Regions from separate parts of the Homo sapiens genome. Here region 1 is linked to region 2. Evidence: chromatin loops called from intact Hi-C (ENCODE). Cell type or tissue: CD4-positive, alpha-beta T cell. All regions are shown on one strand. Region 1 overlaps ZNF609 (zinc finger protein 609). Region 2 overlaps TRIP4 (thyroid hormone receptor interactor 4).

Evidence for each region. Hi-C counts contacts between places; a loop is a spot of excess contacts. Peaks named below come from ENCODE experiments on the same cell type or tissue, not always from the same donor. Only the 100,000 strongest peaks of a DNase experiment are listed, where the experiment ranks them.
Region 1: a loop joins it to region 2, with 5 times the contacts of the local background. A loop is called at or near these places in 3 of 110 quality-filtered maps.

What each region holds. Positions count from the first base shown.
Region 1 is chr15:64,504,958-64,509,957 of GRCh38, forward strand. The region is part of intron 2 of ZNF609 (zinc finger protein 609); the gene reads left to right. Among named protein-coding and RNA genes, the nearest start is that of ZNF609, 47 kb to the left of the region's middle. In CD4-positive, alpha-beta T cell, no CTCF peak of the experiment used is centred here; a DNase peak (open chromatin) is centred at 2,504; H3K27ac peaks cover 357 bases.
Region 2 is chr15:64,428,112-64,433,111 of GRCh38, forward strand. The region is part of intron 11 of TRIP4 (thyroid hormone receptor interactor 4); the gene reads left to right. Among named protein-coding and RNA genes, the nearest start is that of ZNF609, 30 kb to the right of the region's middle. RefSeq lists enhancers at 1,903-2,414, 2,415-2,926. In CD4-positive, alpha-beta T cell, no CTCF peak of the experiment used is centred here; a DNase peak (open chromatin) is centred at 2,360; H3K4me3 peaks cover 569 bases; H3K27ac peaks cover 2,006 bases.

The DNA.
Region 1 (5,000 bases), 77 kb after region 2:
CATTTTTTCAATGTAAAGACTACCTTGAAACATTAGATGAAAATGCTTACATACTCCAAAATTGCTTTTACCCCAAAACTGCTTTCACTTGTTTTTCACAGTGACTTTAACATTGTAGACACTCAATAAACAAAGGATCTTTGAGTTTAGGATTTTAGGTAAGGTAATGAATGATGTTTGCAAAGAATAACCATTACAGCTGGCACTGAACCTATCCTGTTATTTATAAAGAAGGAAAGTTACTTTAAAACTGCTACTTTGAGCTTGACTACTTATGATATATGTGTGTGTGTTCTGGAATATTTCATCCAGCCAAATTTTCATTATAATAATTGAGGAATAGTTCTTTCTTTACTTGGCAATTGCAGGTAAGAAAAAAAACCCTGTTCTAGTGCTTCTTCCTTGGACACATCACTAATAGGCAGACCTTCAAATGTATTGTGGATATTACTAAGTATTTTGTAGAGAAGATATACTGTTGGCTAATTGTTATCACTTTTCATTCAGTCAGTACATTAATTGAATGCATTTTAGATACTAGGTTTTCTACTTGGTATTGGGTATACACTGGTAAATAAAACAGAGATGGTCTCTGCTTTTTGAGGAGCTTACAGTTTACCGTCTACAGCAGAGTTCCTAAAAGTGTGTCCCATAAAACCATGTACATCACCAGAGTATCAAAAATGCACATTCTTGGACCCTACCCTAGATATGCCGAATAAGTTTTTGGGGTAAGGGCCCAGAAATCTGTACTTCCAGAAGTCTCTCCAGATAATTGCTATATACATCAAAGTTTGAGAATTTTCCTTTCAAGGTAAGTATTCGGGGCCACTTCTCATTTAAAACACCAGCCTTCTAAACTTGAATTTCACATCAACTCTTATGTATAATTTAGTGGCTAAAAGCGTAAACTCTAGCCAGGCCTCCTGGCTTGAGCCTGGGAGGTTGAGGCTGCAGTAGTGAGCTGTGATCGCACTAGTGCACTCCAGCCTGGGCAACAGAGTGAGACTCCGTCTCAAAAAAATAATAATAATAAATTTTTTAAAAAGTGTGAACTCTGGAGCCAGACTACCTGGCTTTGTTTCCTACCTTTGCACTTATTTACTGAGTGATCTTGACCAAGTTTCTTAATTGTTCTTCCTCAGTTTTCTTATCTGCAAAATGAGAGAAATAGCACCTACATAAGTTTGTATTTATTTATTTATTTATGAGAGGGAGTCTCACTCTGCCGCCCAGGCTGGAGTGCAGTGGTGCAGTCTCTGCTCATTGCAACCTCTGCCTTAACCTCCAGAGTAGCTGGGATTACAGGCATGCACCACCATGCCTGGCTAATTTTTGTATTTTTAGTAGAGACAGGGTTTCGTTGTGTTGGCCAGGCTGGTGTCGAGCTCCTGGGCTCAAGTGATCCACCCGCCTTGGCCTCCCAAAGTGCTGGGATTACAGGCATGAGCCGTCACACCCAGCCTTTAAGTTTGTCTTTAGGCCGGGCGCGGTGGCTCACGCCTATAATCCCAGCACTTTGGGAGGCCAAGGCGGGTGGATCACCTGAGGTCGGGAGTTCGAGACCAGCCTGACCAACATGGAGAAACCCTGTCTCTACTAAAAATACAAAATTAGTCGGGCGTGGTGGTGCATGCCTGTAGTCCCAGCTACTCAGGATGCTGAGGCAGGAGAATCACTTGAACCCGGGAGGCAGAGGTTGCAGTGAGCTGAGATTGTGCTGTTGCACTCCAGCCTGGGCAACAAGAGCAAAACTCTGTCTCAAGAAAAAAAAAAAAGTTTGTCTTTAGATTAAGTTAGCTAATTCATATAAAACACTTAGTGCCTGGCACGTAGGAAGCATTCAATAAATATTAGAAAAAAGAAAAATACAGTTTGAGTGGAAATTGGTCTTAGTCTCTCCTAGGCAATAATGTACTGAAATACAACAACATTCCACTTTACAGGAATCCCAGTATGAATAGATATACATGTTAGCTAAGACTTTTTAGCACTATGGTCTGAAGAAGTTCCAAATCTAGGCTGGGAAATTTTCATGGTGGTGATGTGTTCTAAAGCCCCTGATAATTATAGTTGGAGGTGGGGGGAAGACCAAAAATTAGCTTAGGGCATATTGAAGTGGCCTGTTGAATTTCAGACTTCATATGAATCGAGCTTCTTTTCTGGCCATATCCCTGGCATGGGGTTGGGTATGTTGGATAGATGTTACTGTGGTTTTGCCGGAATATGCAATCTCACGGACACTGGAGTAGTGCTAAGTGTTTTTGTTTCTACACAAGACTGCATGGAAAAAATCTAAGTCTTAGCCCTTAATCTTCCTCCCCCAGTGTGAACTTGTATTTTTGCCATTTGGGTATAAGAGCTTTTACCAGCAGAGCTCATCCAGGGAGGCAGCAGGGCTTGGGATGTGGCAGTAACATACACAGCTGAGATCCTGCCACTGCTGGCTGTCTGAGCCCTCTCTCTGTGGTTTTCACTCTTCAAGCCATGCTTGAGTAACCCGCCTCCAGAGCTGCTGACAGGGCTGTGTTCAGAGGCCTTGGAAATTACACTGTTCATTTCCTTATCATCCCCTGACCTGCAGTGCAGAGCCTTCTGGTGCAGGAACAAGGCAGAAAAAATCCAGACGGCTCCCAGCCAGCATGTGTCAAGAGCTACAAAGAAGGAAATTGGACTTGCTCACTTAAAAACCATGGGGTTAGGCTTTGATTTTCAGTTCCTGTGGAGAGTTATTTGTGTGTATGAGCATGTTGTATCTCTGTGTATATGTATAGAATGAGTCTGTGCGTGGCAAAGCTGTGGAGGAGGACCATTTGAAATAGAGAGCAGAGGGAAGATGGCTTTTCTCTTCACTTAATTTCCCAGTTGTGCCATTGGGGTGGGCCTGGAACCATTAGCATCAGGAAGGTGCCAGACCATATTAATATTTTAAAATATATTTCTCTCGGTACAGTTTAGTCATGGTTCAGAGCACCCACAGAAGAACCTTTCCTGGCTGACCGAGGAGACATTTTTAACAAATCCTATTCCCTAAAGTCATTCATCCTAGATGACATTGACATAGTCAATATTTAAGCTGCCTAAGAAAGTGTAGACTTTGGGTCAGTCCTGGGTAAGAGCAATAGCTCTTTTGAGATGAAGGATAGTGTGATAAAAGAGAGACCTTTGTGATAGCTAAGGTGAACTAAGGAGGAATTTGGAGCATTTTGAGATTTTCTGTTCACAGGGCAAAGTTCTATTATATTTTAAGAGCCCATCCTTGTTTTGGGGGTTGGTATTACAAAGCAATCTACTTTTCTTTTGGCATCTGTTGCTCAAGGAGGCCCAAAGGAAGGACTTCAGGCTGAAGTAAAATGTGAGCAGTAAGAAGTTCTTAGCAAAGTTTATAAATATTCTGTCCTTAATTTTCCTTTTTCTGGATTTCATGTGCCTTCATGTTAGTGGTGCCATTGAAGCCTTTGTGAAGTGGGGAGAAAAAAAATAAATCTTTAAGCTGTCAGACCCTGGAGGTGTTTTAAACCCTAAGTGTCTGTCTTGTTGAAAGTACTCTGTAGAGAAGTGTCTTCACATAAGGTGATAGCTAAGGTGAGAGGGGACTACTTTCTTTTCCCTTCATATAAATTAGTGGGCCCTGTATCAGCAGCAAATGAGAATTCGATAAAAATTTGGATCTCAGACCTCCTCCCAGTCCCTAAAGTTAGAAACTCTAGGCTTGAGACCCAGAAAATTTTTTTTTTTTTTTTTTTTTTGAGACAGGGTCTCACTTTGTTGCCCAGGCTGGAATACAGTGGCACAATCAAGGCTCACTGCAGCCTCAACCTCCCATGCTCAAGTGATTCTCCTACCTCACTTCCTACCTCCCCAGTAGCTGGGACTACAGGTGTGTGCCATCACGCCCAACTAATTTTTAAATTTTTTTAGAGACGGGGTCTTACTATGTTGTTCAGGCTAGTCTTGAACTCCTAACTTCAAGCGATCCTCCTGCCTTGGCCTCCCAAAGTGTTGGGATTACAGGTGTAAGCCACTGTGCCCAGCTGAGACCCAACAATTTGCGTTTTAACATTAGCTGTCCTGTTGATTGTGATACACACTAAAGTTTGATATCTACTATTGTAGAGCACCCTTCCCTCTTAATAGTGAAATTGAAATTACCAAAAACTTTAAAATGTAACGCTGGGCAGTAGGTATGATTTTTTTCTTTTAAAAATATCCTTATATATCTTTAACTCTTTGTGGACAAACTGACAGGAACCTAAAATTGGAATGAATATCTAAGGGCTTAGGACTTTCAGAGCAGAAGAGCAGAAAAGATATTCAAAAAAGACCCACTTTTCTCATCTGAATGGAGGAAGTAAATAATAGTACTGACCTCATAGGGTTATTGTGAGGATTAAATGAGATGAAAAGAGTTAAGCATTCAGCACAGTGCCTAGCATTATAGTAAGTAACCAATAAATGTTAGCTGTTGCTGATGTTACTGTTCTTAGCTTTGAGGTGCAAGGTCATTGTGAAATTAAGGAGAAAGGATATCCTTAGAGACTTTGAAGAATTAATCCCCTGAAGGCTTTGGAAAACAATGAATTTATGATAGCTAATATTCCAGCTCCTACTGATTTCCAAGAAGGCTTCAGGGAGAGATTGATTCAGAGCATTTGGAGGCATTGAAGTTTGGGGTTTTGTTGTTTGATTGGTCAGTTTGGAAGTGTGTGTTGGACTTCTTTTGGCAGAGGGCTGATCTCAGGTTGAGAACCATGGCTTTTGTTTATTCTCCATTAAGGTCAGTTTCTTTGGTATATAACCAACTTCTTCTGAATTATTTTCCTAAGAATTGAAATGAAGATAACATGATTGTTTTCATACAGGAAGTTTCTTTCCTCTCTCTGCTAATCCTTGTAAGGTACAGACTAGTCTTTTGAAGGGATTAGCAGAGGTAGCCAGAACAGTCAAGAGAAGAATGAGGATTGAAGTACTGTAGTCCCCCCAACCTTATCCTTGTTTTT
Region 2 (5,000 bases):
CCAGGAGCATCTGGCAATGTGGATGATGGTTTTTGGCAAGCGGCCTTGCTTTATTTTCTCATCTATTGATCAAGCAAACTACCACCTGATACAAGGTCAAATGATTTCAATCTCTAGATAGCCAATCTTCTTTGTGCCACAAATTTGTGTAGAGAAGGGTAGGAAACTATAATCCTGATCTATGGAATACTATGAAGGTTACAGGAATTAGAAATCTAATTAAAACAAGTCTTGTTGATTTCTGAAGGATACCTCTTTTTCATGATACTTCTCCTTTAACTTATATTGTATCTCATTTCCTGAGGTTGCTTTGAACAGCATGTAGAAGTGCAGGAATCCTCCCATATGTTTCCAGCTAGAGGTGCTGGCAACTCTCTTTATGAATGTCTCTGATATATAACATTAAAATATAACAGAAGCCACTAGGCTTCATCAGACATGGGAATCCCATACCCATTTTCCCTATGGTTGGCTTTTCTGTAACTTTTTCCCACTGTTTCTTTTTTCTTTTTTTTGAGACGGAGTCTCACTCTGTTGCCCAGGCTGGAATGCAGTGGTGCAATCTTGGCTCACTGCAACCTCTGCCTCTCAGGATCAAGCGATTCTCTTGCCTCACCCTCCTGAGTAGCTGGGATTACAGGCACATACCACCACACCTGGCCATTTTTTTTTGTATTTTTAGTAGAAGCAGGGTTTCACCATGTTGGTCAGGCTGGTCTCGAACTCCTGACATCAGGTGATACACCCGCATTGACCTCCCAAAGTGCTGGGATTACAGGTGTGAGCCACTGTGCCTGGCCTCCACTGTTTCTTTTCTGTGTTTAAGGGTAGCATATGAATTTATTTAGAATTGATGTTAGCCCTATTTTTATCTTATTTATTGAGTAAAGAGTTTATCAGTTTTAAAAGTTGTAGCTTTTGGGTTGGGCGTGGTGGCTCATGCCTATAATCCCAGCACTTTGGGAGGCCGAGGCGGGTGGATCACTTGAGGCTAGGAGTTCGAGACCAGCCTGGCCAACATGGTGAAACCCCGTCTCTACTAAAAAACTACAAAAATTAGCCAGGCGTGGTGGCAGGAGCCTGTAATCTCAGCTTCTGGGGAGGCTGAGGCAGGAGAATTGCTTGAACCTGGGAGGCAGAGGTTGCAGTGAGCCGAGATTGTGCCACTGCACTCCAGCCTGAGTGACAAGAGCAAAATTCTGTCTCAAAAAAAATAAAATAAAAATAAAAAAAGAAATGTAGTTGTCTAATCTATTATACCAGCCTCATTCTTGTTTTCTGAATGAATGAGTTGAGAGTTTAGGAATAATGGCTCTTGACTAGCATTTACCAAACTATTCCATGGCATAGGTGTTCTCTGAAACACAAATTTGGGAAATACCTTTGGATTAAACAGATCTGTTTACTGTAGAACATCTCAGAGCCCTTAATATGCTAGTGTGGATTATGACTCTCTATGAGGTGGATATAACATGCAGTGTTCTCAAAACTTTGAGCATAAATTAATCCCCCACCCAAACATGCACTACCTATTTACATACTACAGAACTGGTATCATGGTATTTACAGTTTAGGAGTGTTAGTCTAAGTATGCTTGATTTTTCTGTATTCTCATAGGTCAACTCACTGAGAGAGAACCATCTAGGAAGTAGTTTCCTAACTGTGACCTGTGCCTTCCCTTCAGTATCTCCATATTCATTTATCACCCAGTTGAATTGCATTTTCTTTGAAAACTAATGTGGATCTAGTAATTTTTACTTCAACTGAAACTAACTTCCTGTGTGACTTGGACCACATTTTGCCTTTACATGCTGTTCCTTTTTCTTTTCCCCCCAAAATTCAGTAATTTACTTCTGACCTCACATTCTTGGCCTTTCTTTGATAAGTTAAAATACACTAAACCCTCACTATTTTTGGCATAGTGTGATCATTTAGTCCTCTTAAAAAAAGAAAATCGAAAAGGTTTTGTTAGTGGTTGTTTTAAAATCAAGTGCACTACACTGTTAAATGGCTTTAAAAATATGTGCTTTCTCCTGAGCCATGAACTAGTCTTCCTTTTTATCTTCTAAGATTAGTATGGCCAACATGACTAATTTGTGCCAGAAAAAATTCCTCTAGATCCTCAACCCTCCTGAGTAATGGCAGAGGATCAGCCTAGAGAAGGTAGAAGTGATATAGAAAAGGCTATGGGTTCAACTCAGGGTAAAAAGGTAGATGAGAGCCATCTCGTTAAAGCTTCTCCTGTGATTCCCCTGGAAGGAGCCCATGCTGTTTGCCAGCATTTTATCTGCCAGCAGCAGATGTAAGCTCTCAAAAACAGCAGGGAGGATGTTGACTGCAACAATGCATCAAGGCTGTGGTTTGTAACCTCAATAGTAAGGCAGTTAAAACTTTTTTTTTTTAACAAAGACATTTTGATTGCCAAATCCATAACCATTAGCAGCTGTGGTTTGAACAGTTCTCTAGACCTAACAAGTTTTCAAACAAAAAGTTGAGTTGGTGGCTTTTGTTTCTACGTGTCTGTGTTGTGTTTGTGCTATTTATATCCCTGCCTTCAATAGAAAATCTGATTTGTCTGAAATCTCCAAGGTCATTGATTATTCTATTTCTTCTGAACTGAATCCATTCCTTTCCTGCCAGCTTACTGACCCTTTAGTCTATTTGATCTTACAGCTTTTACAATAGCCAAGACCCTATCTTCAAGGAATTATGCTGAAGCAGTTATACTGCTGGGTGCCTGTTTCCAATAATTGACGGCAGTAGACTTGTAGTCTTCCAATAGGGAAGAGAATATTACTTCTTCCTTTTTCTAGAAAAGTATCTTCAGGATCTAGGAGAATTTGCTGGAAGAAAAGTAAGCAATTTTTAAAACTTTAAAAAAAAAAGAGTATCCAAGCAACATAGATCTTCAGGAAGATTCCAAGTATCACTTCGTTTGTGGAAATCATCAGCTTCTATCACCAATGAATTGTCTGTGAGTCTGAGAGATGAGAAATTAGAAAATGAAGGATTTAATAGTCAGTATTCAAACCAGGCACTGGAATTCAAAATGCAGTCCACAAATTCTCTTTTAAAATATGTGAAAATGTCCTGTCTGTTGTACTGAGAAAATCTGCCAATATATAGACCTCAAAATATTCCGATAACAGCCCTCACGATGAGGGCTGTTATCTGAGACTCAACAAGAAGAAAAATTGTTATGTTACTAACAACTAGCTTAACCCTGGACAATTCATTAAAATCACAGCTCACTTGAGTGAGATATAGGGAATGTAGTTTTGGAATTCTCTTGAAGACTGGAACATTGACAGGCTGGGCACGGTGGCTCACGCCTGTAATCCCAGCACTTTGGGAGGCGGAGGCTGGTGGATCATGAGGTCAGGAGTTCAAGACCAGCCTGGCCAACATGGTGAAACCCTGTCTCTACTAAAAATACAAAAAAAAATTAGCTGGGTGTGGTAGTGGGTGCCCGTAATCCCAGCTACTTGGGAGGCTGAGGCAGGAGAATCACTTGAACCCGGGAGGCAGAGGTTGCAGTGAGCAGAGATTGCACCACTGCACTCCAGCCTGGGCAACAGCGTGAGACTCCATCTCAAATTAAAAAAAAAAACAAAACTGGAACATTGACTAGAGTTTCTAGATCAAAACAGACTGTCTTTAGGGTTATTTGCAGTCTGGGTATTAAGTACCCACTTAAATGGTTTCAGAAACCATTTATATTATATATATATATATATTTTTTTTATCCAAAGAGCATTGTGTTTTCTTTTTTTTTTTTTTTTTTTTTTTTGAGACGGAGTCGTACTCTGTCGTCCAGGGTGGTGGAGTGCAGTGGAGTGATCTTGGCTCACTGCAACCTCTGCCTCCTAGGTTCGAGCAATTCTCCTGCCTCAGCCTCCTGAGTAGCTGGGATTGCAGGTACGCACCACCACGCCCGGCTAATTTTTGTATTTTTAGTAGAGACAGGGTTTCACCATGTTGGCCAGGCTAGTCTTGAACTCTTGACCTCGTGATCCGCCTGCCTCGGCCTCCCAAAGTGCTGGGATTACAGGCATGAGCCACCATGCCTGGCTGAGCATTATGTTTTCTGTTGTACTTATCCTGAAGAGAGATGGGAAATATTACCACTTTTCCATGTATTTAGTGTTTTGGTTTTCATCTGAAAATAAACATGAAATTCTTAAGATTTTCATATATATTTATTCATTAATAAATACTTGAGCCAGGCGCAGTGGTTTACGCCTGTAATCCCACCGCTTTGGGAGACCGATGCAGGCGGATCACTCAAGGTCAGGCTCTTGAGACCAGCTTGACCAGCTTGGTGACCATCTCTACTAAAAATACAAAAATTAGCTGGGCATGGTGGCGCACCCCTGTAATCCCAGCTACTTGGGTCACTGAGGCAGGAGAATCACTTGATCCTGGGAGGCAGAGGTTACGGTGAGCCGAGATTGCGCCACTGCACTCCAGCCTGGGTGACAGAGCAAGACTCTGTCTGAAAAATAAATAAATAAATACAGCCGGGCGTGGTGACTCACACCTTTAATCCCAGCAGCTTGGGAGGCCAAGATGGGCGGATCACAAGGTCAGGAGATCAAGACTATCCTGGCTAACATGGTGAAACCCCTTCTCTACTAAAAATACAAAAAATTAGCTGGGCGTCGTGGCATGCGCCTGTAATCCCAGCTACTCGGGAGGCTGAGGCAGGAGAATCTCTTGAACCCGGGAGGTGGAGGTTGTAGTGAGCCAAGATTGCGCCACTGTACTCCAGCCTGGGCAACAGAGCAAGACTCCATCTCAAAAATAAATAAAAATAAATAAATAAATAAATAAATAAACACTTGAGAGCCTATTATAAATCAGGCACTGTTCTAAACACTAAGAGAAACAAAAGGATGAATCAACTGTAGATTCTGTCCTCAGATGTTTGAAAGACTTCTAGGTAGATATGTATATAAACCAAATATAAAATAAAAAGTGAACCTAACTGTCTTAAAAGA